2 separate regions of the Homo sapiens genome follow, and region 2 is linked to region 1. A link is a loop called in an ENCODE intact Hi-C map of the cell type or tissue named here. Cell type or tissue: Caco-2. All regions are shown on one strand.

Evidence for each region. A loop is a pair of places that touch in the nucleus more often than their neighbours do. Peaks named below come from ENCODE experiments on the same cell type or tissue, not always from the same donor. Only the 100,000 strongest peaks of a DNase experiment are listed, where the experiment ranks them.
Region 2: it touches region 1 in a loop (7-fold over the local background); 2 of 110 quality-filtered maps call a loop at or near these places.

The regions. Positions count from the first base shown.
Region 1 is chr2:32,803,848-32,806,347 of GRCh38, forward strand. The region is part of intron 16 of TTC27 (tetratricopeptide repeat domain 27); the gene reads left to right. Among named protein-coding and RNA genes, the nearest start is that of LINC00486, 20 kb to the right of the region's middle. In Caco-2, no CTCF peak of the experiment used is centred here; a DNase peak (open chromatin) is centred at 1,484.
Region 2 is chr2:33,032,423-33,034,922 of GRCh38, forward strand. The region is part of intron 3 of LTBP1 (latent transforming growth factor beta binding protein 1); the gene reads left to right. Among named protein-coding and RNA genes, the nearest start is that of LTBP1, 87 kb to the left of the region's middle. In Caco-2, a CTCF peak has its summit at 1,318; no DNase peak of the experiment used is centred here.

The DNA of each region.
Region 1 (2,500 bases):
ATACAAAGAATTAGCCAGGTGTGGTGGCATGCATCTGTAGTCCCAGCTACTCGGGAGGCTGAGGCATGAGAATCGCTTGAACTCTGGCATTGGAGGTTGCAGTGAGCCGAGATTGTGCCACTGCACTCCAGCCTGGGCGACAGAGCGAGACTCCATCTCAATTAAAAAAAAAAAAAAGAAAAAAATGCAAATTTCTTAGAAAGGAAATATATTTAGTCAATAAACATTTGGAAATGTTTAAGGAAATGGAAAAGTTTAACTTAACTAATAATGAAAGAAACATAGTTCAGAATAATAGCTGTATATACCTTTTGTAGAATAAAATATCAAAGATTAAAAAATTTTATATACTCAGTGCTGGTAATATGCAATTAAATGACATTTTCATACACAGTACTATTCATTGGCACCTAATTTGATTTAGCTCTTTTAGAGAATACCTCATTTATCTCGAGTCTTAAAATATTTATTCTCTTAACTCCATAATTCCATTCCTGGAATTCTAACCTAAGGAAAGGTTCAGTAATAAAAAAGTCTTTAGGCACAAAGATATGCACTAAAGTGTTTTATTTATACTACTACTGATAATGGTGGCAGCACATGGAAACAGCCTAGTGATCTAAGCGCAGGGGAATTGCTAAATAGATTATGGTCTATCAGTCCAGTGGAATATCTTGAATCTATCAAAATACTATACTTAAAGGGTATGTGGAAAACATGAAAAAAATTCTATAGCCTAATGTTACAGTGAAAAAGGAAGATAAAACAGTTTACATAATATTATATTATAAAACTTACACATAATAAAAAGATTAGAAAGAAATTTACTCTGTTAGTAATGTTTGTGATTGGCCGATGGACCCAATAAGCATAATGTTACAGTGAAAAAGGAGATAAAACAGTTTATATAGTATTATAATATAAAACTTACATATAATAAAAAGATTAGAAAGAAATTTATTCTAATGTTAGTAGTGTTTGTGATTGGCCGATGAACCCAATAAGAATTTTCTTTTTTAAATTTTGTATTAGCTCTGACATGGGGGAAATTCTAATTTTAAAAAAAAATTACAAAAACAAAACCCATTCTGGTTCTGGTTGATTCGAGATTTAGCAAAGAAATGATAAAAGTTACTAGCATACATATTTCATAAAAGAGAAACCTTTCCAATGTAAAAGAACTTAATAGAAAGGAAGAAAGAGGAGAGGGGAGCTGTGCTTTGTAAATTGATGTAGCAAATGCTTGATAACAGGATCCAGGACTCAGACTGAATTCAGATTCAAGCCTGAAGCCTGCTTTCCCTCGGTATGACCTGGGAGAGGTTCTTCAGCTCCTCTGTGCTCCAGTTTGTTCATCTGCACAATGCACATAAAAATAGCATCATCCTCATAGGGTTGCTGGGTGGGTTACATGTGCTCACAGAGCATGTGGCACATAGGAAGGGCTATATATGTAAGAGGTGTTATCTGCCTCATTGTTTTCATCTCCTCATCCTTATCTAAGCTCAGGAGTCACAGGTCACTGGTGATCAGAATCCAGCTTCATGACTCACTTGCTGTGTAACCATGAGAAAGTTTGTTTTACCTCTTTAAGCCTCAGGTTTTTTATTTGTAAAGTAGGGGTAATAAAGTACCTGCTTCCTAGGGTTATTGTGAGAATTTAATGAAATCGGGTAGGTCACGTGCTTAGCACAGGGTTTGGCACAAAGCGAGTGCTCACAGCAGAAGTAGTAGGGAGGTATCAAGAGCTGACACCATGGTGGTGAATTCTGTTTGAGTTCTGTTTTGAACCATGAGGAAACATGGAAGTAAGCTAACAGGCAGGGCAGTACAGTGAGTGAGCCAGCAATGTGGTGTTACTGTCCACTTCCAACAGAGTAAGGTAGTTGAGGATCAATGATAATTGTAATAGTTTATATGTTTATATTGCTTCACACTTTTCAAACCTCTTACCTGTATATTGGCCCCTTTGATGGAACAGTTCTGTAATGTAGTGGACAGAAAGCCTGTGCTCATTACTGCTATTTACCAGGCTCCTAGTCCCTTCCCCATGTTCATGACCTACTTCAGCAACTATGTATCCTCCTCTCCATTCTAGATCTAGCTGATCTTGATACTTGGTGTTTAGGTAGATAATATCTCCAGTACTTTGGACATAACAGAGGCCTTAGTCTTTATTTCAGTGACAACCCATCCCTGTGGCTATATCTTGGGTCCTGTTTCCCCAAGAGTCATTCCACCTCTAAAATCTTAAACTTCAATTTTCTACTCTTGAGCCACTTATTACATATGTAGTAATTTATAGTTTTGACTTGTTGCTGATAGGTTAATTACTTATAACAATTTACATGTAACAGTGGGTAAAAACATTCACCTATTTAAATTTTTTTTCACTTTTGATGAGGCAAAGGGGTATAGTGCTGGTAAATTTGTAGACTACCCAAGAGGAAATTGTACTCATGGGTGATTCATTTAATCAAAGAAATACTATCGTAACACT
Region 2 (2,500 bases), 230 kb after region 1:
GATATCAACTTCCGTGTATCTTCTCTGTGTTTTTCTTGCTACACTAGGAGTGATCCACTCACCTATATTCCTCCTCCTTTAGGTGACAGAAGTCCTACATCTTGATTATCCTGTATTGGTGAACTGGAAAGGAACCTTGGGTAATCACACACAGATGTATAATAACCAACAGGTTGTTAGGCTCTAAATGTCTTCCTAGCTGGACTGCATTCTCATTAGTTATTATTTAAAATAATATAAAATAAGTAACAGTATGACACAAAAATTGCATATGTATTTGATACTATTAATAAAGCAGTTTTTGTTTCAGACTTATATTCATTTAATTTAGCTATTAAGGTCTAAAGTTGCTAGGAAAGTTTTTGTGATTTGCTTTGTGAAGTAGTGTAGTAACATGCTGCTTGATAAAAATAATGGTAATTGCCTTTCACAGAATCAGAAATGCTTTTCATACCTAGTGAGGAAATGCTATACTTCTTTTAAAAAACTTACATATCCATATCAGCTTTATGTTCAGATTAATTTAGGATGTTCATAAAAAACAAGGATTTGATCAAGCTCAGCTTTATGTTCAAATAATTTAGGATGTTCATGAAAAACAAGGATTTGATCAAGCTCCATTAGGAAGTCTTTGACAAGAAACCAAAAGAAATGATTGGGACTTTCAATTTCACATGTATTTGTTGAATATTTACTGTGTGCCAGGCAGTGTGCTAGCAGCCAAACTAAATAGTCTTTAGTTTCAATGAATAATTGATAACTGGAATGTTTCTTCCATCATTTCTAGTGTAAGTGGTTTTTTTTTTCATTTTTAGTAGAGAGCTATATTTTCATAGGACAAAACATGTAATACTGTCCCCTCTGTTGATATTAAGTCAGATATTTTATCTGTTCAGTCAAAGCCCAGTTCTGGTGTTAATGGGCCTGGATTTAATTAATTAAAGGATTAACTTACTGTATCATTACCTGTGTGCACCAGGCACCCTTCTGAATTGCAGACAGCATGTAGGAAGATCTAACTAAACTTTAACCTTACAAGTACAAACCACTTCTAGGTGTTCTCAGGTGTGAACAATCAGATGCAAGCGGGAAAGAGATCAGAAACACTGACAATAATAATGCATGAAATAATAGCTCCTGTAGAGTTTTAGAAGAAAGGGTTGAGCTGACTATGGTGGGGGAAAAAAGGGACTTTTTTTTTTTTTTAATGTGTGTGATGTTCTACAGAAACAGCAATCTGAAAGCTAACTGGCTGCAGCTGGATGGACTTTCTTTTGTATGGAGACGCTGCCTCTAGTGTTTAGGAAAAAATGCACACTAGAAAATAGTGCAACATTATGGTGCCATCTGTCTTGAAAATGAATTATTTTTTATTGTCTGCTTTATAGTAGTTCCCAGACAAAACTTGAAAAAACTTCAACTAGCTTTGGTGCTATTTTGCGTATGGACAGTTTCAGCAGGCAGAAGCCTTTAAAGTTGTATTTCAAAGCGCCTCAGGAGTTATCGATGTGATGTGATGAGACTGTTTGCCATATAAGCCTCTCAAGAGGCCACAGCCCTAACCCCCTCCCCGGCTCCCTGGGGGACAGGAGAGCAGATGGAGTCGTGTTTGCATCATTCACCGTCCTAATTGGGTTTGTGACTGGCTGTTAGGGCATCTTTCTCTCAGATGGCATTTTCTTCTTTAATTCAAAGTTTCACTTTCTCCTTAGCAGCGTTCTGGATTGTTTTTGAGGGAATGATGGCATGGATACGCAAATCTACAGAGTTAGAAGAAAGAGACGAGACTTGAAGGATTGTTGTTCTAAAAAAAAAAAAAAGGCTAAAATGCATTTATTTCTCAGACTTCTTTAGAATAAGTGCAAATGAAAAAGAATACTGAAAACATTTTCAGAACCCATGAAAACACTTGTCGGTATTAATATAATTAAGGTATTTAAGTTTAAATGTTTAAAGCTGATCTTTGAGGTGTTTTAGCTGGGCTTCTACTTGAAATTTTGTAGTGTGAATGTATATCAACTATTTATAAACTAGCTGAAGGGAGTTAAGCTATTAATGTTTGGATTTTAAAATCTATAAGGATCAGAAAATGGGTTTTGTATTCCATATCATCTAGAATGATGACAGGCCTGGAAGCATAGGACAGAGCTGGCACATTTTCAAAGGAATTCTTCCCTGGTCTGGATACTATAATGAGCACAACTGCATTTTGGTGGATTTATTATATACAGTACACAACATATATAACCATTTGGAAGTTGGGTTTGCTTTCTGGTTAGAGGTGCACTGGTTATAGCTGATTATGTATAGGGTTTGAAATAGCATCTGGTTAAAAATTTGAGGGGCTGACATTTCCTCTCAGAGACTGGTGAAAATGAATAAATACGCAATATGGAAATATCCATGCCAATCAATTAGTAGAAGGGTTTAAATAAAAAAAAAAGGATGCAATTTGAACATTTACGATTATGCCAGTGGGCAGCAGGTGGCAAGCTTTGCT